Linked DNA regions of Homo sapiens: all the other regions are linked to region 1. Evidence: chromatin contacts called from ENCODE Hi-C or POLR2A ChIA-PET data. All regions are on one chromosome and are shown on one strand. The core of a region is the stretch at or near the end of the contact, and the rest is flanking DNA. Distances in the headings are between cores, read along the strand shown.

Region 1 (7,804 bases), core at 3,333-5,832:
ATACAGCTGTGACAGCCAAGATAAAGAATTGGCGACTAAGCAGCTAGTGAAGAAGTTGAGGCAGCACATGTAAACTACTGTTTTGACTGGGTTTGAGGGGAAGGCAGAGAGAGGATGGTAACTTGAAATGGAGAGGCATGACTGTGTTCATATACAATTAATAAGTCTTTGGGGAAAAAAGAAGAAATAAGCAAGAAAAAGTACAGCAAGGGACAAGAGCCCAGTGCAAGTTGGAAGATGTGGGTTTGAGGGCAGTAGGGAGGTTTAATCTGGAAGAGACAGAAAGGAAGGAGAGATTGTAGAAAGAGACAAAGGATTTTTAAGTACAGGAGGGAGCCAAAGCACACACACACTACAGGACAATGCCTGTCTTCTCAATAAGCTAAAAAGGCAGGATGAAAAGCACAAGGAAGATTCGGCAGGAGTGCCATGGAGTGCCATCCACTTGCCATTCCGGATAATAAAGTGAGAGTCAGTGATGTCCATGCCTTCACTGTAATCCTAGAGTCAGTAGTACCGATTGCCTAAAATTAGGAACTGGAAAGGTGAGTGTAGTAGCAGGGCCAAGGAGTCGAAGGAATCTAGGAAACTGCTAAGGATACTATGGAATTGGGCAGCCATGGCATCAGTGGTTAGATACTTCATGACCTGAGGCTAGGAAGTGTAAAGTCATAAAAAGACATGTTCAAGAGGAGGTGATACAAACAAAATGGGAAGTTGTGGTTGGATAGGGACTTTAAATTTCTGTTTTGGAAGTGAAGTCATTCTGCGTTAACCCAGGAAAGAGCTGAAGTAGAACAGAGTTAAGGCCATATGTATGAGGCCAGGGCATTGGCAAAACAAACATAAATATTAGAGTTCCTGTGGATTTGGGATTGAAGGAAGGAGAGATTACCTTGATTCTGTTTGTGTCCCCACTGCCAGTTCATTGCCTAGAACGTAGTAGGTACTTAGTAAATCTTTCTTCAGTGGGTTTATGGATGGACTGGTGTCAACATAGGCTTTCTTTCATCTTTCTGTTGATTGTTTGAACCTGTAGGCTGTGTCACATTTATAATCAATCTGATGCTGGCTTTTTATAAGGCTTTTATGATTAGAATATTTGTGAATTCAAGTGCTGAAACACACTCAGCATTGTCCCCACTTCATCTGACTTAGGGCCCCCTTCCTGCTGGCATTGTGTTCCTTCTACAGGGAATGTCCTTCCCGCCGTTTTAGCTCAGGAATTGGATCCTCCTCAGTGCCAGCTCAGTCACGTTTTCTTTTAAAGCTGCCTAGTGGATTGAGGCTCCCCTTCTCTGTAAACCCTCGGGGTGTTTAACACCTCTGGCATGTATTACACTTTTCTGTCTACTTGTCTTATTTTCCTGAAGACAGAGGCTTCCTTTTTCTGACCAGTGCCTAGACTGTAGTAAAGGTTTTATGGCCTTAACCATTGCAGAAGTTCTCATCAGCCATCACATGAAAGTAACATGGATCCTGAATTTAAACTATTTGAGCTCAGGAATAAGAGAAAAGGCCCTGACTGATCTTCCTTTGAAGAAAGATATCCCTACAGTACCTCAGCATTTCAATAAATTATTGATTCTTTTTTTCATTGAGGGTCCATTTCAACCATTGAAAAAATCGCCTCAATAATAGAAAGTTAAATAATGATGCCATTAAAAATCAAGTACAATATTAATTATATTTAGCACCAGTTTAACTCTTGTCTAATGATTCGAAAATCACATGTGATCTATGCTGTGCTATTCAAGGAGTCCAAAGGCAGGGACATTTTTATAGCAGGAAGGAAGTTAGGCGATTTATTGGACTGCTTATAAAAAGAACTAAATGCAATTTAGATTGGATAATGTATTTCCAAGTTAATTAGATTGTAGGGTATTGCGTACAAAACCATTGCCTGGGACGAACTTGCAGCAGCAGCAGCAGCTTTAAAATTGATTCTCCTGATTTACTTGTAACAGCAATGCTTGTGGCTGGAGCTCTTCTAAGGAAATATGCTCTGATTTATTTTCCTTTCTGTCCTACATGTTGTAATGTAAAATTCTGTAATTTATCTCATTAGCTGTTATCTGTGACTCTCTATATATTCTTGCATATCTGAAAATATAACAGGTTTTCAGAGTTAGCACTACTGACTGAAGTTTGTAGGCTTCAATAATTTAGGCCCAGGTTTTTGTTTTGTTTTATGGTCTTCTGGCATTGAAGGCCAGTGGAGAGGTCACCCTATATTCTGTAAGGTTCAGTTGTTGATGTGATACTGGGTAAAAAATTAAGAGAAGAGAAGGTGGAAAAAGATGGGTATGGGAATTTAAAAATCAAATAAGAGATTGCATGTGTGATTGTGGACTTCTGTACTCTTGGAGGCGAATCCTATAGCAAAAATAGACTTGCATTCTTTCACTTAGGATTAACTCTGCCTGTTCTGCTGAAGTTGCCCCTGTTGTGCTTTTCCCATTTTTTCTTGTAAGTAGATGAGAAAGTCCTTCATGGGTCTTGTCTGCTTACAAAATACAAGGATGGTTGTGTTCTTTTAAAACTAAAATTTGGTTGACCGAACGCTGAACTAGCTTTTATTACTACAATTTAGTTGGTGGCCAAATCATTATAACTTTGTATTCAAAATTGTCTGTGGCTCCAACCAACGTAGTTTGACGGTGACCGATCACCAACTTGGTCTGTTTTTGTTTGTTTGTTTTTAGACAGAGTTTTGCTCTCGTTGCTTAGGCTGGTGTGCAATGGCGCGATCTCAGCTCACTGCAACCTCTGCCTCCCGGGTTCAAGTGATTCTCCTGCCTCAGCCTCCCGAGTAGCTGGGACTACAGGCATGTGCCACCACGCCCGGCTAATTTTCTTGTATTTTTAGTAGAGACAGCGTTTCACCATGTTGGTCAGGCTGGTCTCAAACTCCTGACCTCACTGATTCTCCTGCTTCAGCCTCCCAAAGTGCTGGGATTACAGGAGTGAGCCATAACATGCCTGGCCTTTTAAAAATTTGTTATAAACAGAGTCTCACTGTCTCCCAGGCTGGAGTGCAGTGGCATGATCATAGCTCACTGTAGCCTCAACCTCCTGGGCTCAAACGATCCTCCTGCCTCAGCCTCCCAAGTAGCTAGGACTACAGGTGTGCACCACCACACCCAGCTAATTTTGAAAATTTGTTTTGTAGAGACAGGGTCTTGCTATGTTGCCCAAGCTGGTCTTGAATTCCTTGCCTCAAGCAATCTTCCTGCCTCAGCCTCCCAAAGTGCTGGGATTATAGGCATGAGCCATTGCACCTTGCCCTTCTTCTGTTTTAAAGTGAACTATTTTGCACATGTTTGTACAGACATAAAACATTTCATCCTACTAGGTGCATTTTCTTCAAGACAGATCCCCCATCCTTCTTAGGGAGAGCTACAGAAAGAACAAACAAAGGGTGGAGAGGGAGGCTGGAGAGCCTCCGACTGTCCCAGGAATCTGCCTCCTCGGTGGCCGGGTAGCCAGTCCTCAGCCCAAGGCCTCCCTCAGTCATCCAGAAACCCTGTGCTGGCACTGCCTGGTTTTCCCTGTCCAGGACCAGTATAGTTGGTTTTTGTTCCTCCTACATTTTCAGAAGACTCTATCCAACTCACTGCTATATACAAAAATAGTAATATAGTGAGGAAGCTTTCAATTCCAATTAAATAGATTTCTCCTCTCAGCCAGGCCTCTGCTCAAACCACCTCCAGGGCAGCCTCCCTGCTCCCTCTCTTCAAAAAGACCCCCTTGCTGTTGCTCTGGCTCTCGCTCAACACTGTTTTTTACTTCACGGAATTTCACTACCTCACGTTATCAGGTAGTTCCTGTCACAGATACTGAGATACAGGTTGAGTACTCCTTATCTGAAATGCTTAGGACCAGAATTGTTGTGGATTTCAGATTTCTTTTTAATTTCAGAATATTTGCATTGTATCAGGTGAGCATCCCAAATCTGAAAATTCGAAATACTCCAATGAATATTTCCTTTGAGCATCTTGTTGGCACTCCAAAAGTCAGATTTTGGAGCATTTTGGGTTTCAGATTTTCAGATTAAGGATACTTCACCTGTATTTATTCTCTCCCTGCCACGCCAGGATGTAAGCTCTACAAGGGCAGAGAATGTATTTGATTCATTGTCAGTCCCCTTATAACTAGCATGGATCTGTCCATTTGTATACATTTAGCAAATATTTATCTAATGACTAACAGCTCAGTAGATAAAAAAATGATTGGCTGGACGCATGGCATGTCTTGTGTACTAGCAGGAGGAGAGGTGGCAGAGTAAGGAACGGGCACCAGGCCTTGATTGCCACACTCCCTGGTGGGAGGTGAGGCAGGGCTGGCCCGCATCTTTTCCTTTCCGGGGCTCAGCCTCAGCATTGAGGGGGAGAAGCCAGAGGAGAAGCCTGCCCCTCCATGGGCCACTCGCCTCCAGCACTGTGGCCTAGAGTTTGTCCTTTCCAGCTGAGCAGTGGTTCTCCCTGTTCCACCAGACCCACACTCCCTGAAATGCAGCTCAGTTTCTTGCACTTTTGCCTCAGATTTAGACGTGTAAAATATGTGAACCTCCCTATGCAAATTAAGATTTGAATGTCATCTGCTTCACAGTTCTAGCCATCAGTTCTAAAAATAGTCGTTTTATGGGATTTGAGAAAGAGATTAAGACCGCAAACTTACAATTGAGTTTTTCCCTAGCAGACAGCAGCTGTTCAAACACAACGTGAATCTGGGAGCTTTGAAGAGCTGTGCTGTTCTGCTGCGGCTCAGCCTAGTAGGCGGAGGTTCTTAGGGAGGAGGTACCTTCAGCATGGGTGAGGTCTGTGGGCCTGCAGACAGTGTGTTCATGTTCTGCCATCACCCATGAACCTAGAGGACAGAGTGATGGAAATTGATGACTGTGAGGTGGCAAAATCAGGACTAGCGTTAGTGAACGCCCCGCCCCGTGTCTGTGGCCACATGCAGTTAGCGCCATTTGACTCTTGTTCTTGCCAAAACTACAGAACATTTGTAGCGAGGGCTTTATAGGCTGGAATACCAGTAAACAGCCAGGGAAAAATTAACACCAGCAGAAATGTGACTTTTAAAAAGTAAGATGACCTGTTAGGGACTTTCTGTGGACTTACAGGGGTCCTGAGAAGTCATACCCTGCTGCCTCACTTCTGACCAAACAGTCATCACAGTCATTCATTTCCCCAGGTCAGTGATGACTCAGAATCTTCAGACAAGAGGGGCAGTTCTTGTTATCTGTCACTCCTTCCCCGTTTTTCTAGCACAGCCTTAAAATTATTATGGCAAAGGTACCAGCGTTTATTTTGCTGCTTTATCATCTTACATGGACTATATGCTACACAAACTAAATTAAATTAAATCAATGTGTCCGTGCCCTGCCCTCTCCCAGAGTAAGTTTTCACTTACTTGGGCAAGTAAATGAGTGCTGCACCCTAATTAATTTAATGTAAATTCCTGTGTTGGTGTTCTTGTCCCATTCTTAGAAGAGGGGATTTCCTGGTAACGTTGCCCTAGATAATAATTATTCCTTTGAGACCCTGCAGACCTCACTTCTCCAGGCTAAATAATTTCAGCCCTTTTTCTCCCAGGTTCTAATGTTCCATCCTTTAATCTTTCGCGTCTTCTCACTCCTGCTTGGCTGAGAATTCCAAGTCGTCCGAGCGAATGCGCTACCTGGTTTGGAGTCACACCATCCTCCCTCGCCTTCGAGATGTGCCAGCGACTGTGTTCCGTGTTCATCCAACCATGCTACCTGCCTAATTACCTGTGGGCTCTCTTCTGCTGTGATGAACCCCGCAGATCATTTATTTATATGCTGTGTAAACAGCCTGTTTCTCTTCCTATTTGCCTTTTCTATAGACATGTTTGGTTTGTTTCTGAGTAAAGCAGCTTTGACCAAATGGACTAAGGGGCCATCTGGGGCTCACGATTTTGTATGTGATGGACAAATGGTTAAATTTTTCAGTGGAGTATTACGCATTCTTTAGGCTGTGGTATCAATATGTTGGCACTTCAGAGAGTCAGCACCATGTAGTAAGATAAGGACCAGCAGTGGAGCTGGGGAGGGATGAGAATCACAGCTCTTCCACCATTTATTACTATAACAAGGTACCTAGCCTGCCTTAGCCTCTCTAACCTCATATGTTAGATGAGAATAATGTTATTCATGTGGGAGAGTAGAACGGATGCAGTGAATTCAGGTATGTGAGCATTTGATGTGCTTGCTGTTGGAATGTAGTTTTGCAGACAAGGTTGTTTTTGTCAGGATGGGTGGTAATTATATATATAAAGGTAACAAAGCTGATTTTCATCTAGTTGAAGGTCTGTGTGAGTGGTTTAAGTTCTTGGTACAAAGATATAAGAGACACATACTTATGATAATTTTATATAAAATATATCATCAACTGTTATACAGAGATAGTTACTATGAAAAGCAGAACTAGGAGGGAGGAGGACAGAGGATAAATACAGAGTGTCTGCCTTTCAGATAGCTGGACTAAAGAGGAATGGGAAATTAGAGGGAAGAAGTGTCTGATGTTTCTGCAGCCAGTCAGGTTGTGCTCATTGAAAACTGTTTTTCCAAACAACCTCATTAAAAAGTGGGCAAAGGACATGAACAAATACTTTTCAAAAGAAGACATACATGCAGCCAACAAGCATATGAAAAATGCTCAACATCATGAACCATTAGAGAAATGCAAATCAAAACCACAGTGAGATACTATCTCACACCAGTCAGAATGGCCATTATTAAAAAATCAAAGAATAATAGATGTCGGCATGGTTGCAGAGAAAAGGAAACGCTTCTACACTGCTAGTGGGAGTGTAAATTAGTTCGGCCATTGTAGAAAACAGTGTGGCAATTCCTCAAAGAATTGAGAACTAACGTTCGACCCAGCAATCCCATTACTGGGTATATACCCAAAGGAATATTTGTTCTATCATAAAGACCCATGCATGCATATGTTCATTGCAGCACTATTCACAATAGCAAAGATATGGAATCAACCTAAATGCCCATCAGCAGTAGACTGGATAAAGAAAATGTGATACATAAACACCATGGAATACTATGCAGCCATAAAAAAGAACAAGATCATGTCCTTTACAGGAACATGGATAGAGTTGGAGGCCACTATCCTTAGCAAACTAACGTAGGAACAAAAAAACCAAATACCATATATTCTCACTTCTAAGCCGGACCTGAATAACAAGAACACATGGATACAGGAAGGGGAACAACTTGAGGGTGGAGAGTGGGAGGAGGGAGGAGGGAGAAGATCAGAAAAAATGCCTGTCGGGTACTATGCTTATTATCCAGGTGACAAAATTACCTGTACACCAAATCCCTGTGACACAGTTTACCTATATAACCTGCTTGTGTACCCCTGAACATAAAAGTTAGAAACAAAAATAAAACCATTTTTTGGGGGACTTGAGCTCTAAGTTATGAATATTGTCTTAGGGGGCTCAGAGGTAAAGGGACAGCAGCGTATCTTTAAGATCAAGCATGATTTTGTTACTAATAGAGCCTCTGTCCTAACCTGTACTTTTGGGGGTTGACGATACCAGAGTAATTTTTCTGTGCATTTTCTGTGTGTTGGTTTGCCCTGTCTTCAGCAGTGATTATGTATTTCTGTAAGTTAATAGGTCCCTTTGTGTGGGGCCTGCCCCCTGTGTGGAATCATCTCATATGGAGACATGTCCTGGAAGTGTCCCAGAAGCCCCTAGACTTGAGTTTTCCAGACTCCTTGGCCAACAAACACGGCCCTCCCCTGGGGACTGTGGCCAT
Region 2 (7,804 bases), core at 2,057-4,556, 230 kb before region 1:
GGGCGGCTGGCCGGGCGGGGGGCTGACCCCCCCACCTCCCTCCCGGACGGGGCGGCTGGCCGGGTGGGGGGCTGACCCCCCCACCTCCCTCCCGGACGGGGAGGCTGGCCGGGCAGAGGGGCTCCTCACTTCCCAGTAAGGGCAGCCGGGCAGAGGCGCCCCTCACCTCCCGGACGGGGCGGCTGGCCGGGCAGGGGGGCTGACCCCCCCCACCTCCCTCCCGGACGGGGCGGCTGGCCGGGTGGGGGGCTGACCCCCCCACCTCCCTCCCGGACCGGGCGGCTGGCCGGGCAGAGGGGCTCCTCACTTCCCAGTAGGGGCGGCCGGGCAGAGGCGCCCCTCACCTCCCAGACGGGGCGGCTGGCCGGGCGGAGGGCTGACCCCCCCACCTCCCTCCCGGACAGGGCGGCTGGCCGGGCGGGGGGCTGACCCCCCCACCTCCCTCCCGGACGGGGCGGCTGGCCGGGCAGAGGGGCTCCTCACTTCCCAGTAGGGGCGGCCGGGCAGAGGCGCCCCTCACCTCCCGGACGGGGCGGCTGGCCGGGCAGGGGGGCTGACCCCCCCCACCTCCCTCCCGGACGGGGCGGCTGGCTGGGCGGGGGGCTGACCCCCCCACCTCCCTCCCGGACGGGGCGGCTGGCCGGGCGGGGGGCTGACCCCCCCACCTCCCTCCCGGACGGGGCGGCTGGCCGGGCAGAGGGGCTCCTCACTTCCCAGTAGGGGCGGCCGGGCAGAGGCGCCCCTCACCTCCCAGACGGGGCGGCTGGCCGGGCGGAGGGCTGTCCCCCCCACCTCCCTCCCGGACAGGGCGGCTGGCCGGGCGGGGGGCTGACCCCCCCACCTCCCTCCCGGACGGGGCGGCTGGCCGGGCAGAGGGGCTCCTCACTTCCCAGTAGGGGTGGCCGGGCAGAGGCGCCCCTCACCTCCCGGACGGGGCGGCTGGCCGGGCGGGGGGCTGACTCCCCCACCTCCCTCCCGGACCGGGCGGCTGGCCGGGCAGAGGGGCTCCTCACTTCCCAGTAGGGGCGGCCGGGCAGAGGCGCCCCTCACCTCCCAGACGGGGCGGCTGGCTGGGCGGAAGGCTGACCCCCCCACCTCCCTCCCGGACAGGGCGGCTGGCCGGGCGGGGGGCTGACCCCCCCACCTCCCTCCCGGACGGGGGCGGCTGGCCGGGCAGAGGGGCTCCTCACTTCCCAGTAGGGGCGGCCGGGCAGAGGCGCCCCTCACCTCCCAGACGGGGCGGCTGGCCGGGTGGAGGCTGACCCCCCCACCTCCCTCCCAGACGGGGCAGCTGGCCAGGCGGGGGGCTGACCCCCCCCACCTCCCTCCCGGACGGGGCGGCTGGCCGGGCGGGGGGCTGACCCCCCCACCTCCCTCCCGGTCGGCACGGCTGGCCAGGCGGGGGGCTGAACCCCCCACCTCCCTCCCGGATGGCATGGCTGGCTGGGCGGGGGGGCTGACCCCCCACCTCCCTCCCGGACGGGGTGGCTGCCGGGCGGAGACGCTCCTCACTTCCCAGATCGGGTGGCTGCCGGGCGGAGAGGCTCCTCACTTCTCAGTCAGGGCAGCTGCCGGGCGGAGGGGCTCCTCACTTCTCAGACGGGGTGGTTGCCAGGCAGAGGGTCTCCTCACTTCTCAGATGGGGCGGCCGGGTAGAGACGCTCCTCACCTCCCAGACGGGGTCTCGGCCGGGCAGAGGCGCTCCTCACGTCCCAGAGGGGGCGGCGGGGCAGAGGCGCTCCCCACATCTCAGACGATGGGCGGCCGGGCAGAGACGCTCCTCACTTCCTAGATGTGATGGCGGCTGGGAAGAGGCGCTCCTCACTTCCTAGATGGGATGGCGGCCGGGCGGAGACGCTCCTCACTTTCCAGACTGGGCAGCCAGGCAGAGGGGCTCCTCACATCCCAGATGATGGGCGGCCAGGCAGACACTCCTCACTTCCCAGACGGGGTGGCGGCCGGGCAGAGGCTGCAATCTCGGCACTTTGGGAGGCCAAGGCAGGCGGCTGGGAGGTGTAGGTTGTAGTGAGCTGAGATCACGCCACTGCACTCCAGCCTGGGCACCATTGAGCACTGAGTGAACGAGACTCCGTCTGCAATCCCGGCACCTCGGGAGGCCAAGGCTGGCGGATCACTCGCGGTTAGGGGCTGGAGACCGCCCGGCCAATACAGCGAAACCCCGTCTCCACCAAAACCAGTCAGGCGTGAAATTGTTTTTTTTTTGAGATGGTGTCTCGCTCTGTCACCCAGGCTGGAGTGCAGTGGCGTGACCTTGGCTCACCGCAACCTCTGCGTCTCTGGTTCAAGCGATTCTTCTGCCTCAGCCTCCCGAGTAGCCGGGACTACAGGCACGCACCATCACGCCCAGCTAATTTTTGTATTTTTAGTAGAGACGGGGTTTTACCGTATTGGCCAGGCTGGTCTCGAACTCCTGACCTTGTGATCTGCCTGCCTCCGCCTCCCAAAGTGCTGGGATTACAGGCATGAGCCACCGCGCCAGGCCAGCTTTGTTAAATTCTATAGCTTGTAGTTGTTTCTTGGAAAGCTTAAACTCTACTCTTTCCGCATTGGTTAATTTCACTTTCTTCTTGGAGTCAAAGACATTTTGGTCCTTGTTAATGGTAATGATGTTATTTGCAATTACATCTAGTAACCCTACATCCGTTGGTTTTAGTAGTAGTATTTGATTGTAAAGTTGCAGAGCCTCCTCTGTTTGACCCTGAAGCTGCAGAATATAGGCCATCTGACCATAAGTGATGGCCAGTCCTGCCTGTGGGTCTTCCTCAGTCTCATCAGTGTCTTCTGATAATGAATGGTGGCAAAGACCTTCAGCTTTTTGTAGGATGTTCATGGCCTGGTTCAGCTGGCCGTGGTCTATCAGTGCACATGCAGTGTTTAGCACAGCTCATGTGTGCCTTCTTGGAAGCCCAGGCTCTCTGGAGCCACTTTTTCCCAATTGCTTTGAGCTGCAACAACTGCTGAAGGGTTTGTTTTCCTCTCCTCATCATAAGCATCGTGGGAGTTTCGGACGAGATCTCTTTATGCCACTAAGCATTCATCATAGTGTTCCAAACGGTGTAACACTTATCCATAAAGCTCCTTCAGTTTGTCTGTCTGCCGGTTGGTACTTTCTACTGTCTTCAAGACATTCTCAATTCTGTTGAGCCTGTACTCGCAATATGCCTTTTCAAAGGAGAGAGAGTTATTGGCTAACAGTTTGGTGCAAGTATTGATGACATTCAAGGCTTCTCTGAAACTTCCTTTCTGGATAAGGCATATCACTTTACAATGCAGGCCAGTTACATCATCTTTGTGGATCTGCAGTATCTTATTGACAGGCTTGAGAGCACACAGGAAGTTGCTGTTCTGGCCGTACCGGTTCACTTCACTCCACACAGCACAGGCACTGAAACTCCACCCTGCTGCTCACTGTCGCCCAGGCTGGAGTGCAGTGGCGCAATCTTGGCTCACTGCAACCTTCGCCTCCCGGGTTCAAGTGATTCTCCTTGCCCCAGCTTCCCAAGTAGCTGGGATTACAGGTGCCCACCACAACACCCGGCTAATTTTTTTGTTGTTTTTAGTAGAGACAGGGTTTCACTATGTTGGCTAGGCTGGTCTCGAACTCCTGACTTCGTGATCCGCCCGCCTCGGCCTCCCAAAGTGCTGGGATTGCAGACGTGAGCCACCGCACCCGGCCTATCATGGAAATTTTAAAACATTGCTAACAGTGGAGACTGGTGTAATAAAGCACTGTATCTTGCCCAGCTTTGGCAATTTTAAAACGTTACCAGTTTTGTTTGAGCAATACCTCTCACGTCCCTCCACTTGGATTATTTTAAAGCAAATCAAGCTGTCATATAATTTTGTCTGTAAATATTTTAGTACATGTCTCCAAAAGAAAAAGACCCCTTAAAATAATTACAATACTATTATCTTACCTTAAAAATTTTTTCTTAGTATCATCAGATATCCAATCAATACTCCTTGACTGCAGTATATATTTGTGTGTATGTATGTGTGTGTATGGGCGTGTACGTGTGTGTGTGTGTGTTTATATCATATCATATATATATATATGATTGTTTGAATTAAGATGCAAATAAGGTCCATACATTGCAGTTGGATGGTTTAAAGTCTCTTTTAACCTATAGGTTCTCTATCTTTTTTTTTCTTTGCAACTCTTTATTGAAGAAACTGAATTTTATTCTTTGCATCCTTGTAATGTAAAATATGTTATTTTATTTCTTGTGTTTCCTGTACATTGGTAGTTCATTGTAGAGGCTAAATCAAAAGAATCCAATTTTATTTTTTTGTGAGGGCAGGATTATTTTCATCAGGAAGTCTTCTTTCTTTCTTTTTGTGATACTAGCAACCATTCTTGAATGTTAACTTGGTCTATGAGTTCAGGAGGGATTACAATATGGTTACATCCTGTCATTTAGTTATTAGCTGAAATAGGTGTGTGTGTGTGTGTGTGTGTGTGTGTGTGTGTGTGTGTAGAAATTCTCCTTTGTCAATTATTTGGTTACCTTGAGGTATAGAGTGTATAGGAAGGGTTTGAAAAGTGTCTGATTATTTCCCTTGATTTACCAGTTTTCAAAGTTATGATTTGGTCCCCTAGCATCCTCCAGTGGTGATGGTTGAGGGTTTTAAATTTTTTCGCATAACATTATGAACGCCTATTTTAGCATACGTGGTGTGTTTCAGTCCATTGCAGTTACTGTCCTTTCGATGCTCAAATTGCTCCCTCTTTGGGCAGTGTAGGCTTATTTAGGCTGGCACCTGAGTCCTTCTGACACGTCTCTAGTAATCTCATAGCTTCCTTGCTTTACGATATGATGAGATGTTTCAGGTTCGTCCTGTATACTTTCTGTTTCAGACATGAAATCAGAGCAGACCATTTTTAAAAGAAAAAAAACCTAAATGTGCAATAAACAAAATGTTCAGTTTTACTAGTCATTAAATAAATAGAATTCAGAGCTAAAGTAGATACCATTTGTTGTGGACTGAGTGTTTGAGTCCCCCTACCCCCGTTCATATGTTGAAGCCCTAAGTCCCAATGTGATAGTATTTGGAAGTGGGGTCTGTAGGAGGTAATTAAGGTTAGATGAGGTCATGAGTGTGGGGCCTTCATATGGGCTTAGTGTCCTTAGAAGAAGAGACACCAGGAGGCTTGCTTTTTTTCTCCCCATGTGAGCACACAGCAGGATGGCAGCTGCCTACAAGGGAGGAAAAAAAGCCTGAGAATGAAACCTACCTTGCTGGTACCTTGATCTTAGACTTTTAGCCTCCAGAACTTCGAGAAATAAATTTCTGTTGTGGCCGGGCATGGTGGCTCATGCCTGTAGTCCTAGCACTTTGGGAGGCTGAGGTGAGACGATCACTTGAGCACAGGAGTTTGAGACCAGCCTGGGCAACATAGCGAGACTTTGTCTCTATTTATTTATTTTTTATTTAAATAATAATAAAAAAACTAAAAACATAAAAGAAACAAAATAAATTTCTGTTGTTTAAGCCACTCAGTTTATGGTTTTATCGCAGCCTGAGCAGACTTAAGACAGCATTTTTCAGTGATTATGTTGGCAATATAATTTAGACACAATTTTTTTATTTTTTTGGAGACAGGGTCTTACTTTGTCACCCAGGCTGGAGTGCAGTGGTGCGATCATGCTTACTGCAGCCTGGCCTCCCAGGTTCAAGCAATCCTCCTCCCTTAGCCTTCTGAGTAGCTGGGACTACGGGCACATATCACCACACCTGGTCAATTAAATTTTTTTTTTTTTTTTTTAGGGATGAAGCCTCACTATGTTGCCCAGGCTGGTCTTGAACTCCTGGGCTCAAGGGATCCTCCTGCCTTGCCCTCCCGAAGTGTTGGGGTTACAGGTGTGAGCCACCGCACCCGGCCTAGACCCAATTTAGTCCTTTATGGATTTGAAATGATTTGGTAAAGTTTAATATAAAGTATCATGTTATGATGACTTCTGCTGTTCCTTCTCTTGCTGATCTTATTATTTGGGCATCTCCTGGTGTGGAAAGGGAATGATAAGGATGATGGTAATTCTCGGTGCTGGTGCAGATGAAGGGAGGTATGTCCTCTCAGATAGCCTATGTAGACATTGATGCACTCAGTCCAGATAGCTGCTGTTAGATATCACAATGCAAAGTGTGCATAGCCTTCTACCCAGAAAGTCCACATTTAGTAGGAATTTATTCTGAAGAAATAGTAGGAAATGTTAGAACAGATATATGTACATAGTAAAGAATAGGAAATAACCTTAGACAAGGAATTATTTAAATGGATTATATTACCTTCCTTGCATGCAGCCATTGAAAGTGATGACATGCATTTATAGCAACCAATCTGGGAAGGTACCCATAATATTGAGTGAAAAAGATAGGTTACATAAACATAGGCACAGCACTTGGAAACATATAGGCACAGAAGATGCTGAACAACTAGGCTTTGAAGGCTGAGCCGAGAGGATCTAAGCTCCAGAAACCACCTAATAGATGTTTGTTTAGGTAACCATGGTCTCAAAGACTGCACCAACTGGTTTAATTCTCCTGTCATAAGATTCAAATTTCCTGGACTGAGCATATGATTGACCGTGAGTAATTTGCCTACCCCTTAGGGGTGTGTGTGTGTGTGTGTGTGTGTGTGTGTGTGTGTGTGTATTGTTCTCAATTGAGATTTCTATAAAGACCATATAGAATGGGGACGGACTCACAAGGAGAGTTGAGGTTATTTTAACTAAAGAAAGGGGAAGACATTCCAGGAAGACAAGGAGATAGATGCTCACTACCTATTTAGCTAAAATTAAATACATCTGGGCCGGGCATGGTGGCTCATGCCTGTAATCCCAGCACTTTGGGAGGCTGAGGTGGGTGGATTACGAGGTCAGGAGATCGAGACCACGGTGAAACCCAGTCTCTACTAAAAATACAAAAAAGGATTAGCCGGGCGTGGTGGCAGGCGCCTGTAGTCCCAGCTACTCAGGAGGCTGAGGCAGGAGAATGGCGTGAACCCAGGAGGCGGAGCTTGCAGTGAGCTGAGATCGCACCACTGCACTCCAGCCTGGGCGACAAAGTGAGACTCCATCTCAAAAAAAAAAAAAAAATTAAATACATTATTTGCTCAGAAACATTAATCACATCTCTATAAAATGACTGCAAACTCTGATAAATAAATGCTTTCTTTTCCTTTTAACCATCTCTTTACCATGGTAGGATCTATACCAGTGAGTCAGCTCTACTTGGTTTCTTGCTTTCATAGAATATAATTGGTGAAAATTAAAATTTTGAATTCATGGATTTAAAAATTTATGCCCTTTTTCCTTTTAAATATGGCTAATTTAGAATCAGTTATTTTTTCTAATGTAAGCAGAAATAACAGTCTCTATACTTATGTGGTGTCAAGGATACTCACCCGTGAGATAAAGAGTATTTTAAGAATAGAATTGAAATGTAGTATTTATGGAAAGCTCCAACAGTAATGGTGTGGTAGGTTATAGAGTGTAGGAAGTTATTCTGTAGGTGTGCAGCAGTGCTGTGCAGAGGATATAGATTTATTTGAACATCTTTCTCACTGTTATTATTTTTAATCAGAAACACAATTAGAGTCAAAATGGATTTGAGAGAGCTTTGCAAAAGATACACACTATAATGTAAGATACTGATTTCTCACTTTTTAAAAATTAAAGACTCAATTTAGACTGTAATGGATGGGAAAGGATTTGGAAACATGTTACATGGGGTATTAGGTTATTACCATTATTTCTACTGTTTCTTCCTTTTGTAGTTTTAA
Region 3 (7,804 bases), core at 3,873-6,372, 210 kb after region 1:
CTCCAAGCCCAATGCATAACATCGAGTTTTCCTGTAGCCCATCACTTGTGCCAAGAGCGTCCCACAGTTGACATGATACATTGGTCATTTGTGGTGATGTTGAGATGGAGGCCTGCTCTGTCACCCAGGCTGGAGTGCAATGGTGCAATCTCGGCTCACTGCAACTTCCGTCTCCCAGGTTCAAGCGAAAATTCTCCTGCCTCAGCCTCCCGAGTAGCTGGGATTACAGGCATGTGCCACCATGCCTGGCTAATTTTGTGTTTTTAGTAGAGACAGGGTTTTGCCATGTTGGCCAGGCTGGTCTCGACTTCCTGACCTCAAGTGATCCACCCACCTTGGCCTCCCAAAGTACTGGGATTACAGGCGTGAGCCACCGCGCCTGGCTGATACATTGGTCATTTTGATGATAATAATTTTGTTTCTCTTTGTGTATTTGTTCACAAAATATTAAGTACTGGATTCGTGCTGGGCACAAGTATATGTTAATATGCTTAACATTCACTTTTTTTTTTTTTTTTTTTTTTGAGACGGAGTCTGGCTCTGCCGCCCAGGCTGGAGTGCAGTGGCGAAATCTCAGCTCACTGCAAGCTCCACCTCCCGGGTTCACGCCATTCTCCTGCCTCAGCCTCCCGAGTAGCTGGGACTACAGGTGCCCGCCACCATGCCTGGCTAATTTTTTGTATTTTTAGTACAGACGGGGTTTCACCGTGTTAGCCAGGATGGTCTTGATCTCCTGACCTCGTGATCCGCCTGCCTCGGCCTCCCAAAGTGCTGGGATTACAGGCATGAGCCACCACACCTAGCCCATATTCACATATTATACATTGAACGTACACATGACATGCAAGATAAAACACATAGCGGTGGGAGTTGCACAGCTTTGCTGCTGATACTGAAATCACTTCGCCTCTATGGGGAATCTGTAAATTTAAGTGTTTAAGCCAGGAAATTGATTGCTGAGGTCCATTGCAAGACTAATATTTTGTGACCTTACCTAACCCTTAAAAGGGGTAAATATAGCACTATTCATATCTTCTCTCTCTGAAGCTTCCTTTCTGCTCATTTTTTCAGGAATGTCAAAATAAAAACTGGAGAATGGTTCTATGAGGAACGAGCCAAGAAATTTCCAACTGGAGGTAAATGCTCTTTACTTTTTTAGTAAAGTAAAATGATCTATTCCTAGTTTTAAAATATTTGATGTTAAGACTTTGGAATATAAGCAACATGATGGGTGTAGTCTGCGGGCCCCTATGTCTTGCCATTCCATTTGCTGATGCTCTCACTGTAATTCACGCTGCTCATTCCCTCTGCTCGCTACTCTTCCCTCTGCTGCATTTCTACCTCTGAGGTTGGCCCTATTCCTTTTTTTTTTTTTTTTTTTTTTTTGAGGCGAAGTCTTGCTCTGTTGCCAGGCTGGAGTGCAGTGGCACAATCTCGGCTCACTGCAACCTCCATCTCCTAGGTTTAAACGATTCTCCTGCCTCAGCCTCCGGAGTACCTGGGATTACAGGCACGTGCCACCACAGTCGGCTAATTTTTCTATTTTTAGTAGAGACGGGGTTTCACCATGTTGGCCAGGATGGTCTCGATCTCCTGACCTCATGATCCGCCCGCCTCGGCCTCCCAAGGTGCTGGGATTACAGGCGTGAGCCACTGGGCCCGGCCAGGTTGGCCCCATTCTTTAAGGCTCGTGCACTACAAGGTTTCCCTGGCTTCCTGCTTCTAGGGGTGATGTCCCCTCCTCTGAAACACCATCAGTGCTGGGTTTGTAATTCTCTTCTGTAATTGTTGCAAAGTTCCTTATATTGTAGCATTGTTTGTGCACTTCTGTTTCTCTCTACAAGCAGTAACTGTGATTTTAAAATCTTGTTAGCCCATATTGCGCCAAAGCACAATACCTTGTTTATAATACTTGAGCAAGATGATTGAATCAGTGAAGACCACAGTGAGTGAAGAGCGTTTGAACTGAGCAGAGGTTGATGCTTGTGGAGTGAGCGCATGTTGCGGTAATATGGGTGGAAGCATTTTGTCCGTATACTGTGAATGTCTTATAATGAGATGTTGACCTAAAGAAGGAAACTGAGGCAAAACTAATACAGGTGGAGAGTTTATCTGGGCCAAGGCTGAGGTCTGCAGCCCAGGAAACACTTCCAAGGGCTCTGGAGAACAAAGGAGAGAAGGGTGAATCAGGAGAGGGGCGATTACAAAAGCTGGTTTTCAGGAATTCTCGTGGGTTTACGGAAATACCCGTAATTTATTCATGATTCATGATTGGCTATCCATTGCTGAGCTATAGGCTGTGGGTGATGGTGTCCAGTGTGTGGCATTGTTAGGATAATTTATGGCTATTGGTGGTGACACTCAATCTAGAGTCCGTAGAGCAAGTGGCTTTGAAATGATTAGCCCAAGTTGGGGGACGTGATTGCGGGCTCATTTCGGTGTCTCTCTAGGCCTGATACTTTAAAGGAGGCTTGTGTTTCTTAGATTAAAAGTTTATTTTCTTTTTCAAAAGTATTTGCAATGTATGTTGTGCCAGTGTAATTGGTAGCTGGGACCTGGAACTGTGGAGAGAATGATTTGTGCTTTGATCACAGAAGAGCTGTGATGGGGCATCAGGACAAAGGCGCACACAGGCACCGTCACGGTGGAGTGCAGGCAGGTGCTGTGGGAACCACATCTGACTATATCAGGGATGCGGGCAGCACCCCTCCTCTGTGATGTGATGTTGGGGACCTAGACTCACAGCCTGACTCAGAGGGCAGCGGTGGCTCTTTTCTAGAAAAAGTGGCAATTTGCAGGTAGGGAAATAAGCCATAGAACCTCACCCAAAAGTTTGTTGGCAGTAAAGGAAGCCATTCATTTGGGTTGATATTCAGCTTTTATAAAGGGTGGATTTGCCCAGGTGTAGATTTGGTTGGTACTAAATTATCCCATGGTTTATATTCCTGGCTCTTCTTAAAAAAAAAAAAAAAAACGCTGCTTCTGCCAAGTTTATTGGAAACCTGGAGGAAAAAACTAATACTAAGGGTCATGTCAGGCAATGGAATGAAGCAGGGTTGCTGTTTCCTCTAAGCCAGTGTTTCTCAACAGCTTCTTACCGCCACCCTCTCCCCTACCCCACATAGCCTTTTTAGAGACTTTTTCAAAGTTGCTACCATAACCTTTTGATATCACAGATATCATATATCTATGTACTGAGGCCTTTTGGAGAGCCACAGACGGTTGAAATAGGTAAGATTTGCTACCAATCTTTGTCCCCTTAGGGGTGCCGTCATCCCATGTGGAATGTGTGACCTTGGCAAAGCAACTGCAGCACAGGACTTTTCTCTGTTTTTATTGCTTTTATGTCTCTCTCTCTCTCTCTTTTTTTTTTTTTTTTAGATGGAGTCTCGTTCTGTCATCCAGGCTGGAGTGCAGTAGCATGATCTCAGCTCACTGTAAACTCCTCCTCCTGGGTTCAAGGGATTCTCCTGCCTCAGCCTCCTGAATAGCTGGGATTACAGGCACACGCCCCATGTCTGACTAATTTTTGTATTTTTAGTAGAGATGGAGTTTCACCTTGTTGACTGGTCTTGAACTCCTGACCTCAAGTGATCTGCCCACCTTGGCCTCCCAAAGTGCTGGGATTACAGGTATGAGGCACTTCACCCGGCCACTTTTGTGTTTCTTTAAAATACTTTTTTGACCGGGCCCGGTGGCTCACACTTGTAATCCCAGCACTTTGGGAGGCCGAGGTGGGCAGATCATCTGAGATTGGGAGTTCGAGACCAGCCTGACCAACATGGAGAAACCCCGTCTCTACTAAAAATACAAAATTAGCCGGGCATGGTGGCACCTGCCTGTAATCCCAGCTACTCGGGAGGCTGAGGCAGGAGAATTGCTTAAAGCTGGGAGGCGGAGGTTGCTGTGAGCCGAGATCATGCCATGGCACTCCAGCCTGGGCAACAAGAGTGAAACTCCATCTCAAAAACAAACAAACAAACAAAAACAAAACCTTTTTGTTGGTGGGCTGGAGCCTTCTTCAGAAGGTAGACTCTACCCTTTTCCACATCAATTCCTAGCTTATAAACAGTAGTGCTGTAGGAGGTGAAGTTTGTCATTTCTCAATGCCAGCTAAGTGCAGACATCTGCTTCACTCAAAAAGTTTTCTACGTCGTTAGAAGTTCTAGCATCATTATTTCAGGTAAGTAGTTTTCATGTGTGCATGAATGTATGTGTGTGTGTTTGTGCACACACGTTACCATCTTGTCATCTTTTCAGCACTTCATGTCTCCTGAGTGAGTGGGAGAAGTATGTTATCAAGGTGACTTAAGATAAAAAGGGAATTAGGAAAGAGGTGAGACTGATGTCTTAGGGTTTTCTTTCTTGCCTTATAACTTTAAGAATAAAAACTTCAGTAAGGACAAACAAACCAGGGTCAGGAAGATCAACCTCAGCATAAATCATTCTTTTTTGCTGATGTCGTTTCTATCAATGTATAAAATAAACACCAGAAAAGCCCTAACTTTCCCTCCTTCTCTACAATGCTTCCTCAAATGCCAGGGTGCCTCATTTTCCCATTGTCCTGTTTCAGTAGAGTTGGGGTAAGAGGCATGGAACTATGGGGGAAAATGCCAGGTTAGGAGCACACAAGTAGTGCTATGAGCCAGACCAGGTTGGGTGGAGTTTGCAGCGGGTGCGTCAGGAAAGGTAACAAGGATCAGGTGACAGAGGTTTAGGTGGACAGGCAGGAATTCCACCACGCTCCTATTTGTGGCCCTAAAAGAGAACCAGGTGCAGTCATTGAGGAGTTGAATTGAATTTGTGCTGCAGCAGTTAAGATCCACTTAGGGAAATAGAAACTGTCTGGTTATTTGAATAAGAATTTACTTTAGGGATTGGTTAGACAGGAATTGGAGGCAAAAAGGGAATAGTGAGAGAACAGAGCTAGCAGCTGCAGGAGGCAGACACCCTCCGACCCTGTTGAGCTGATGCTGGCCAGACACAGGTCGGAAGGAAGGCATGAGCCCCTTCTCCCTCCTCCTGGCCCTGGTCTCCCTCTGGAAGCCCCCACTGGACCCTAATAGGGAGGCAACTGCAACCTCAATTCTCTGATGTGTTCCGGAAAAAGTGGTTTTGCATGTTCTCTAGTGTTTTTGTTGTCATGGTACCGGCAATACTCTTTCCAGCCCTCTATATCCTGAGCAGAAGTTAGAAAAACTAGATGGTGGTTTAAACCACAAAAGTGTACAGACAGCTCCAGTCTGTGCCTCTTTCCACGCACTGGTTATCTATTGCTGTATAGCAAATTCCCCTCAAACCTAGTGACATAAATCAAGTAACATTCTTTGACAGTTTCTGTCTTCAGTGGAAGGCTCGCCTGGGGCTGGGGGATCTGTGCTCTTGGGGCTTACCCTCATACCTGGCCAGTGACTGCTGGTATTGGGAGGAGGACTTGGTTCCTCACCATGGGGATATCTCCACAGGGCTGCTTGAGTGTCCTCATGACATGGCGGCTGGCTTCTCCCAGGGCAAGTGATCCAAGAGAGAGAAAAGCAGAGCCCACAATATCTTTTATGGTCTAGCTTCAGAAGCCACACCCTGTCATTTCTGCTATGCCCTATGGGTCCCACAGGTCAGCCCTAGTCAGAGAGGACAAAGGGTCTGAATATCAGGAAGCAAGAATCACTGGGACCGTCTGTGTGCTACCAAATCCTGTGTTCCTTGTCTTGGGAGAATGGCGACACCTCTCACTCTGTCTCCAAATCCACAGACCTGAGAATCAAACTTGACTCCTTTGTTCCTCATTCTGCCGCTACATCTGGTCAGTCAGCAAATCCTGACATTTCTGCCTCCTGAGTCTCTGGAATCTTCCTCTGCCCTTCATTCTCACTTCCAACGTAGCAGCTCCTAACTGCTTCCCCCTTGGTCCATCTTCTATTCTGTGAAGAGAGGGAGCTTCCTTTTCTCTTTGAAAGGAAGTTACTTACTTTCTGATTACAGAAGTAATGCAAACCTTGCAAGCATTTGGGAAACACAGAATAGTATTTAGATGTAATGGAAATACTACCACAATCCCAAACTACTGTAAATTACATGCACGTGTACACACCTGCACACTCCCAGCCTTCTTTCTAGGTAAGCCTGTGTATATGTGTGTGCACAGATAGACTTATCCAATTTCAAATGTATTGTGATCAGACTCTATGTGGTTTTATTTTGCTTTTACAATTCAACTTGGCATAAACATTTTCCTATGTTATTAAGACTTCTTCCAAAATGTATTGATGACTCCATAAAATACACCAAATATATGCACTATAGTTTATTTAACCTGTTCCCGAGTGTCTGTGAGTATATCACTGTATTTGATTTTTCATGTTATAGATAACTCTGTGATGAACGTCTTGTACAGGTATTTTGACATGTCTGTTTATTTTTGGGGGGTAAATTCTTAGAAGAATGATTGGTCAAGTGTATGAATACTTGAAAGGCTTTTGATGTTTTGCCAAATTACCCTCTGGGAGTGTGTGCTTATTTACAACAGGCTGGCAGGGTACACAAATTTCCTTCTTCCCACACTCTGGCCCCCATTACATTCTGAGCTTTGAAGCATGATTTCAAATTACATTCACGTAAAAAACTAGACGCCAGGCTCAGTGGCTCATGCCTGTAATCCCAGCATTTTGGGAGGTCAAAGCAGGAGGATCGCTTGAGCCCAGGAGTTCAAGACTAGCCTGGGCAGCATAGTGAGATCCTGTCTCTAAAAAAATTAAATGAAATTAAAAAATTAAAACCTAGAAAATGAAGAAAATCATAAAGAGCAATGTTAAAAATACAGCAGCTTCACCCAGAGAACAATTGTTGACATTTTAGTATATATTATTTCTGTTCTTTTGTGAGTGTATGTATCTATGCTTGTGGGTGCATATCTGTATGTGTGGATATATGTGTGTGTATACACACATATACATAGACTTTTTTGAAGTATTTAGGTTGAACCATAAGAAATTGGTATTTTTAGGCAAAAAATTATTGAATAGAGGCAATTTCACATGAGTCAGGCTAATATATTTACATAATTGAAATCAAATTGTATGTACAGTTTTATCCTAATGTTTCTTCATGTAGTAATTTATAAGGAACATTTTCAGTGTCCATAAATATCATTGGCTATATGATTTCTGATGAGTGTATCTCACCCCGTCATAGGAATGTGTCATCATTTGTTTAACCAAATAACTATTGTTGGATAGTTAGGGGATTTCCAGCTTTCTGTTGCATTTTTGAAAGTTTATAAGGTTATTAAAATGAGAATAATGCAAAGAATATCCTTGTAGATATCTTTTTGGCACATCTCTGAATATTTCTAGAAAGAGAACAAGATGAAGGTTAGGAATGTTGCCTCCTTTAGAAAGGGTGTGGAATTATCCTTAAAAATAAACCAACATGCAAACCAATAGATAACTTTATCAGTTTGGCAAAACAACATTGGTCATGCAAAATGGTTTTCTCATCGTTTTGATTTGAATTCATCTCATCACGAATAAGATTGAGTATCTTCCACTTTTCAACCTTCTGTAGATGTTCTTGGTATGTGAAGGCGATTAGTCCTTTTCAATCATGTTAGTTGCATGTTATCTTCCTAGTACATGGCCTTCTTTATAATTTTGTTTTTAACACAAAGAAGTTTTTTGTTTGCTTGTAGGCAAATCTCCTTTTCCCGTATAATTTCTTTTGCTTTTATGCTTCGAGACTTCTTCCTTATCCTGTGATAGGTTAAATATCCACATTAATTTTCTTCTAATTTTTACTTAACTTTTTT
Region 4 (7,804 bases), core at 3,091-5,590, 200 kb before region 1:
TGAAACTCTGTGCCCATCAAACACTTCCCTTTTACCCCTTCCCCAGCCTCTGATAACCACCATTCTATTTCTGTGTCTATAAATTTGACTACTCTAGATACCTCATATTAGTGGAATCATAAAATATTTGTCTTTTTATATCTGGCTTATTTCACTTAGCATGATGTTCTGAAGGTTCATCCATGTTGTAGCATGTGTCAGAATGTCCTTCCCTTTCAAGGCTGAATGATATTTCATTGTATGTCAATACACATTTTGTTAACCCATTCATCTGGGTTTTTTTCTTTCTATAATCCAGGACAGTGCTGAAACCCATTCATCTGTTGATGGACACCGGGTAATTAAACTTTTTGAAGACATAATAGGCCATCAAGTAGATAAATCATACTAGAAGATGCAATTTTTGCCCTCAAAGAATACTGAAGTTGATATGCCAACATGTCAAACACAGAAGATGAAAGCAACTAAGTGATGTGAGAAGTCAGTGTGGGTTCATACAGAGTAACCAAAGGAGGTTGTCCTTGCCTTTCATCTAGTTGTTAGACTGAGGGAGGGTAGGACCTGGGAGGATTCCAGAAGAAGGTCTTCAGTTTGATTTCTGACCCTCCCACTTCTGTTGCTCTGTTAGGCCTCTGTGTACAGTTAGCAGCCATCTCATAGTAAATCTTCCAAATAATTAGGAGGGTCACTGCTTTGTCAGGACAATTTATACCCTTTCTCAATTAGCAAATTGTGTGGCAATCCAAAGTTAACTGGAGTGTTGCTCCCCTTTTCTATTTTGCTCCCGTGTGGATGTGGTGCAAGAAGGCCTGCCAAGGTCAGCCTCCCGTTTTCCTCCGTGGGTTGGTATAGACATGTTTGTTGGCCAGACATTGCCTAAAGCCCTGTAGTCAAGGGTGGTGTGCTTGCATTTGCCTGGCTGAATTAAGGCTCTTGGTGCTTTTCTATCAGTCGAATCCCTTCTCCTCCATGTCTTCTAGAAATTGAGAAGGGTTTATCAGTGGTACCTCACTCTGTTTTCCACAGGTTTTTAAAATTTTTTTTTGTTCTTTTACATTTGTTTGATCTTTTCTTTTCTTTTCTTTTCTTTTTCTTTTTTCTTTTTTTTTTTTTTTTTGAGACGTACTTTTGCTCTTGTTGCCCAGGCTGGATTGCAGTGGTGCGATCCTGGCTCACCACAACCTCTGCCTCCTGGGTTCAAGCGATTCTTCTGCCCCAGCCTCCCGAGTAGCTGGGATTACAGGCATGCACCACCACACTTGGCTAATTTTTTTTGTATTTTTAGTGGAGACGGAGTTTCTCCATGTTGGTCAGGCTGGTCTTGAACTCCCAACCCCAGGTGATCCGGCCACTTCTGCCTCCCAGAGTGCTGGAATTACAGGTGTGAGCCACTGCACCCGGCCTTGTTTGATCATTTTAATGGGACTTTGGGGAGAGGGATAAGGTAAACAGATGGCTCATTCATCATCCTGAATTTATTTTTGTGTACTATTTATTGTCTTAGTCTGTTTGGCTGCTATAACAAAATACCTTAGACTGGGTAATTTATAAACAGTAGAAATGTGTTGCTCACAATCCTGGGAGCTGAGAAGTCCAAGAGCAAGGCACCAGTGGACTTGTTGTCTGGTGAGGGCTTGCTTAATCACTTCCCAAAGGCCCCACCTCGTAATGCTATTACATTTGGTATTAGGTTCCAACATAGGAATTTTGGGGGGACACCAACATTTGGATCATAGCAATTACATTTTCCTATTTTACTGAACTCTTAATTGTTCTGATTTCATTTGATTCTGTTGGGTTTTCCAGATGGAAAATTATATTACTTACAAATCAGGGTGATTTTTGGCTCTATTTTTATATGACTTTTTTCTATTTTTATATGACTTTTTTTCCTGTTGTAATATTTTGCTTGTAATTTCTAGAATGATACTGAATAGCACTTTTGGTGAGCATCTTTGGCTTAATCCTCCCTTTAGCCTTTAGCACTGTTGGCTTTAGTCACTTTCTGCATATTGCCAAATTGCTTTTTGGAAAGCTGCACTAGAATTGGAGAGTGCTTGTCACCCATGTCCACACCCAAGCTTAGTGACCAGAGCATTGTGAAGGGTCTTTCCAATTTGTGGCTCTTGTCATTTTAAAATTAAATTTGGGTTTGCCATTTATTATTTTTTTCTAGAAATTCTCGAGTCTGAGAATATGAGAATAGAGTTGGCCTAGGTTCATACATTGTTTTGTTCTCACCAGATAATTACACAACTTTTTCTTCCTATTCCAAAGTAACAGTGTTGTGGAGTGGAAATTACTGTTGTTAATTTTAGCACCATAGTTTGGTGGAAAAAAGTATGGGTCTTGGAGCCAGATATCAGAACTAAGCTATGTCACTAATAGCCTAGTGACTTTTCATAACCTTACTTAAACTCTTTGAACTTTAGTTTCAGCATTTGTAAAAAAAAAAAAAAAAAAAAGGATTTTCCTGTCTCACTGGGAGACTGAGAACATGGAGTAAGATGCAAAGTGGGCCCTTCCTTAGTAATGGAGAAATCATTAGCATTCACATACAAGGCCATTCAGCAAGAATTCGTTGCCATTTGAGATTTTGATAGACTTTAATTTTGATCAGAGATAATTTTAACCTTTTTTTCTCCGTGATTCTTCATCCCTGATTTCCAGATGGAATCAGGGTCAATGATAATTGTCTCTGCATATTTCTTTAATAATCTATTTTATTCCAGATTTTAAACATTGCTTAATGGGTAGAATATAAATGAAATTGCAAAAGCAATGTCCAACATTTATTTAGCACTTTACTATGTGGGCAGGTAATTAAGTACTTGACATATGTTTATTTAGTCTTCCCAACATTCCTACTTCTTGGGAAATGAAGGTGTTTGAAAAGTTACCCAGTCAGGTGGTGGGAGAGCCAGGCCCGGTGCCCGGCAGTCTTGCTGCTGAGCTGCTGTCACTGTTCTGCCTTTGTGGTCTTCACAGGGTTGCTCCCTTTATTCCGTGTTCCTTAAGCCCATTTTATTGCTTCTAGATCTAGGAAAAAACAAAAACACTGAGTTTTTGAAAAGGCTAATTGTTTTAAAGTTAAATAGTAAGTGTCAAATGTACAGCATTCATATCTATTAAATATACGTTAATTCTACTCTGTAGCAGTAAGACCCTTTCCTATCCAGGCAGTATAATTAGATCTTCTATATATCTTTAATAGCCTTCTATTTATCTTAAGAACTCTGGCTTAATTTTCTCTTGGATTATTATAAAGTCTTCATTATTGAGATATTTTTGTCAGTAAATTGTCCTTACTTGGTCCAACTTGGAGCTCTCTTTCTTTGTTTTGCTCTTGCATCATCATCTGAAGACCCTACCTTGGCTTTATCCTGCCAGGGACCGGTCATTCCAGCAAGATTCTCTCAACTCTGCTCCACAGCACTTTTTTGGCTCTTGATTACAGGATTTACCTTGTAGTATTGAAGTTGGTTTATTTTGCCCATCTTCTCTCACTGTGTAGGGTGCTTCTCGGGGCTAGGGACTGGACTTCGATGAGTTTTGCATTGTCAGCACCCGGCCTGTTCGGCCTGTGGTGGGCACTCACTAAGTGTCTCTGGTACCGGGGCCGGTGATGGGCACTCAGTTAGCGTCTCTGGCCTGAGTGTTGCTTGGCTGCTTTCCTGGTTTGACACTGCACTTTAGACTATTGCAGCTAAAATTAACACACATCATCTGTTGATGTGATGCTTGCCTCCTTTTAAGCTTTTCTCAAGCTTTCAAAATTTCTTCCTGAAGTTTTTCCTTCACAGATGAAATTGCTCCTGAATTAGAGGTGATTTACTCCAGGCTTCCTTGTGCTTAAATGTGGCAACTTTCAAGGCTGCCTTCATTTTTGCCTCAGAGTTTATAAAGCAGCTTAGTGTGAATAGATGCTGTAGGGCCGGGCACAGTGGCCCATGCCTGTAATCCCAGCACTTTGGGAGGCTGAGGCAGGTTGATCACCTGAGGTCAGGAGGTCAAGACCAGCCTGGCCAACATGGTGAAACCCTGTCTCTATTAAAAATACAAAAATTACCCAGGCATGGTGGCAGGTGCCTATAATCCCAGATACATGGGAGGCTGAGGCAGGAGAATGGCTTGAACCCAGGAGGTGGAGGTTGCAGTTAGCCGAGATCGCGCCACTGTACTCCAGCCTGGGTGACAAAGTGAGACTCTGTCTCAAAAAAAAAAAAAAAAAAAAGATGCTGTACTGAGTTTATTTAATATAAGCAGTTTTATGTTAGTCACTGCTCTGTTGAGTTTTGTTTCATTTTCAATTGTTGCTTCTCATGTGGTAATGAAGAAAGCATTTAAAGGCCAAGTTAAGTGGGTGCCTAACCAAAATAGGTCCAGCTTCCTCAAGTTGTGTCATGACTTGTTGATGAGGAGGAAGGGCAAGGAGACATCTAACTCTCACAGGCTTTGTCTCTTGTAGCTCAGATAGGGTTTCTTTAATCCATTTTAGAATTTTTTTTTTTTTTTTGAGATAGGTTCTTGCTCTGCCACCCAGGCTGGAGTGCAGTGTGCCATCATAACTTGCTGCAGCCTCAAACTCCTGGGCTCAGGCGATCCTCCCACCTCAGCCTCTGAGTAGCTGGGGCTACAGGCGGGTCACCACATTTGGCAAATTTTTAAATTTTTTGTAGAGATGGGGTCTCACTCTGTTCCCCAGGCTAGTCTCAAACTCCTGAGTTCAAGCCATCCTCCTGCCTTGGATTCCCAAAGTGCTGGGATTACAGGCATGAGCCACCACGCCTGGCCCCACATTAAAAATTTTGAAACGGTAGCTTTGATTCAGGTGTAACTGTCCTCCTAAAGAAAAATAAAATGTTCTGAGAAGTTTTAGTTTAAAGTTGGAAAGCACTGAGAATAAATCTGTTTTGGGGGAAACATTGAAATGCTACGTTTGAAAATCTGTAGAATTTGCTTCAGGTGAGACAAAGGATGGGGTAAGTCATTGAAAGGACTCACTGGGACACATGTGCAGTGGAGGGTTTAAAAGTATTTGCGGAAAAATATTTAGAACGTTTAATTTCTAAATTAGAAATGTATGAGTGAATTTAGGGGGAAGGGGCTGGTTAAGTACCCAGGGATTGGTTCCACAGTTGCTGAGCATACACTGTCACCAAGTCAGATGTGGCTACTGTCCTCGGGGAGGTGACAGGTAGAGGAGAAAGCCTTATCCACTAGGTTTTAATTCAAGGTGCCAAGGACCATGTGATGTGGCAACAGGTGCATTTCAAGCATAAAGAGGTGGAATTTTTCAGTTGGGAATTACCAGTGGTCACCAATGTTTTTATCATCAGATTCTTTTTATATTTTCTTTCTTCCTCCCTTCCTGCCCCAATGGCTATGATCTTATTACTAGCCAAGAATTGTTGTTCAGTACAAGATAATGGTATTAATAGCTCGTATTTGTTTTTTATGCTTAATGTGAGCTGAATGAGGGAGAGGCTGGAGCTGAAGAAGAGGATCTGGCAGTGAGTGCTGTGGAACCTCAGCATCCCAGGCCAGCCAAGGCAGAGGAACAAGCAGAGGAGACAGAAAGAATCACAAGGGAGGAGGAAACTATCAGGAAGTTCCTTTAGAGAGCTTACAATTAACTCACTGAAATCCCTCCACAGCTGCCTGAGATAGGTTTTGTCATACCTCCATTTTACAGTTGGGGAAACTGAGACCTTGAGTAGTTAAGTAGCATAGCTCTAATGCAGGAAGTAGTCATTGACAGACCCAAGATTTGAAGTGAGGCTGTCAGCCTCCTGAGTTCCCCTTCTTAATCACTACTGCTTTCCAAGTTTCTAGAGTGTTTCAGTCAAAAACAAATGTGACAGTTAGGTTTGTGTAACTTTACTATAGTAGATGTGTAGTTCTCAATACATACTTTATCTTAGCTAGAAGGCTAAGGAAACGATCAATATGTGTTTTAAATATTGAAAAAGAGCTTATGGACTTTGATTATTGGGTTTGTAGATGCATAGAGATCTCATGACCTGGCTTTGGGAATCTGGTCCGATCTTGTCATTTTGCCTTTGGCGAAAGTGAAGGCCCTTGTTGAGGGACCTACCCGACACTTCACTGGAGCTTGAGCCTGGGTCTCTTGAGTCCAAGGACAGAGTTTTTCCCATTGTACTATGATGTCCTTGGAATGTGTGTTCTTCACACAGACAGTGTTGCCAGTGAAAGTTAGGGAAAGTCAAAATGGGTAAGATGCTAAAAGAACAGATAAGCTTCAGGAGCCACATCCAATGTCTTCATTGAACTGGACCTTTCTGCAGGCCCTCTCTTTGCTCAGGTGTTGAGACTCCCCTCTCTGTTGGTTTCCTCCTCCCTGTTCATTCTTCCTTCTCACCCTCCTCTGCTGGCTCCCTACCTTTATTTACCTGACGTGGGGTTCCACAGGGCTCACCACTAGAGCCTTTCCTCCATCCTCATCCTCCCTCACTGGGCTTAGTATGTTCTGTAGTTCTGTAGTTAAAACTGACCTTTATGTCGATGACACTGACTTATCTCCAGTCTATACTTTGACTCCGAGGTTCAGATGCAAGTGTCCAGCTATTTACTTGACCCTGCCATTTGGATGTCTCCTAAACATTGCAGACTCAACATGCCACATCTGCTCATGGCAACTCCATGCCCTGTCCCATTCTTCTTCAGCTCAATTACTGCCACCACCAATTGGGAATTATTCATAACTGTAATAGCTGACACTTACTGAGAGTTTATTATGTGCCGGCACTGCCTCAAAAATATTACACGAATTAACACAAATAATCTGTCTGGTCCTAACAATAGTACCATGAGGTAGGTTGTGGTAATAGTGATAGCTAATATAGCTCCTAGTATGTACCAGGCACAGTTTTAAGCATGTTACAGATATTAACTCATTGAATTCTTATCATAGATTCATGAGGTAGATACTGTTATTATCTCTAATTGATAGGTAAGAAAACTGAATTACAGAGAGATTAAGTTACTTGCTCCACGTCCCTCGGTTAAAACCTGCCTCCCGGGCTGGGTGCAGTGGCTCACACCTGTAATCACAACACTTTGGGAGGCCGAGGTGGGTGGATCATGAGGTCAGGAGTTCGAGACCAGCCTGGCCAACATAGTGAAACCCCATCTGTACTAAAAATACAAAAATTAGCTGGGCATGGTGGCGGGCACCTGCAGTCCCGGCTACTTGGGAGGCTGAGGCAGGAGAATTGCTTGAACCCGGGAGGTGGAGGTTGTAATGAGCCAAGATCACACCACAGCACTCCAGCCTGGGCGACAGAGTGAGAGTCTTTCTCAAAAAAACAAAAACAAAACAAAACAAAACACCACACACACAAACCAAAAGCCTGCCTCCCAGCTGCTCTCTTGTCCCTCTCTCTAATGAGCATCTTAGTGCTGGCCACCACCAGCTGTACCCGGATCACTGCAGCAGCCTCCTGCCTGTGCTTTCTGCCTTCACTCTGTCCTCTTCCACACAACAATGTTGTTCCTGAAATGAAAACCAGAACATTTCATTTAAACCTTCCAGTGGCGGCCGGGCGCAGTGGCTCACGCCTGTAGTCCCAGCACTTTGGGAGGCCAAGGCGGGCGGATCATGAGGTCAGGAGATCGAGACCATCCTGGCTAACACGTTGAAACCCTGTCTCTACTAAAAATACAAAAAAATCAGCCGGGTGTGGTGGCGGGCGCCTGTAGTCCCAGCTACTCGGGAGGCTGAGGCAGGAGAATGGCCTGAACCCAGGAGGCGGAGCTTGCAGTGAGCCGAGATTGCGCCCCT

The links. A loop is a pair of places that touch in the nucleus more often than their neighbours do. ChIA-PET counts read pairs that join two places held with the same protein, here RNA polymerase II (POLR2A). Pooled maps may share reads with other maps.
Region 2: a loop to region 1 is called in a pooled map, with 2.8 times the contacts of the local background. The contact joins two enhancer-like sites. A Hi-C loop is called at or near these places in 1 of 168 maps with a recorded cell type or tissue (chondrocyte), 16 of 37 single-sample maps with no recorded cell type and 8 of 50 pooled maps. POLR2A ChIA-PET finds 5 or more read pairs at or near these places in 2 of 52 experiments (GM10248 and GM12878).
Region 3: a loop to region 1 is called in a map with no recorded cell type, with 4 times the contacts of the local background. The contact joins two enhancer-like sites. A Hi-C loop is called at or near these places in 1 of 37 single-sample maps with no recorded cell type and 7 of 50 pooled maps. POLR2A ChIA-PET finds 5 or more read pairs at or near these places in 4 of 52 experiments (GM12878, H1, WTC11 and 1 more).
Region 4: a pooled map shows a loop between it and region 1 (2.9-fold over the local background). The contact joins two enhancer-like sites. A Hi-C loop is called at or near these places in 1 of 37 single-sample maps with no recorded cell type and 2 of 50 pooled maps. POLR2A ChIA-PET finds 5 or more read pairs at or near these places in 5 of 52 experiments (AG04450, GM10248, H1 and 2 more).

What each region holds. Positions count from the first base shown.
Region 1 is chr6:158,470,834-158,478,637 of GRCh38, forward strand. All of the region lies in intron 6 of TULP4 (TUB like protein 4), which reads left to right. Among named protein-coding and RNA genes, the nearest start is that of TMEM181, 85 kb to the right of the region's middle. RefSeq lists enhancers at 3,927-4,499, 4,547-4,596, 4,917-4,996, 5,017-5,096. Within about 2 kb of position 4,583, at least 8 of the 41 ENCODE cell types and tissues checked have a DNase peak (open chromatin) inside an H3K27ac peak, as active enhancers do; they include GM12878, where a contact is called at or near this core.
Region 2 is chr6:158,239,390-158,247,193 of GRCh38, forward strand. It overlaps a transcript of TULP4 not described here and the pseudogene SRP72P2. Among named protein-coding and RNA genes, the nearest start is that of TULP4, 69 kb to the right of the region's middle. RefSeq lists enhancers at 2,844-2,953, 3,064-3,133, 3,534-3,583. Within about 2 kb of position 3,307, at least 17 of the 41 ENCODE cell types and tissues checked have a DNase peak (open chromatin) inside an H3K27ac peak, as active enhancers do; they include GM12878, where a contact is called at or near this core.
Region 3 is chr6:158,681,854-158,689,657 of GRCh38, forward strand. It overlaps SYTL3 (synaptotagmin like 3), which reads left to right. Exons shown (of 18, transcript NM_001242394.2): 6 at 1,072-1,136. Among named protein-coding and RNA genes, the nearest start is that of SYTL3, 36 kb to the left of the region's middle. RefSeq lists a silencer at 5,190-5,390. Within about 2 kb of position 5,123, at least 7 of the 41 ENCODE cell types and tissues checked have a DNase peak (open chromatin) inside an H3K27ac peak, as active enhancers do.
Region 4 is chr6:158,266,936-158,274,739 of GRCh38, forward strand. It overlaps a transcript of TULP4 not described here. Among named protein-coding and RNA genes, the nearest start is that of TULP4, 42 kb to the right of the region's middle. Within about 2 kb of position 4,341, at least 4 of the 41 ENCODE cell types and tissues checked have a DNase peak (open chromatin) inside an H3K27ac peak, as active enhancers do.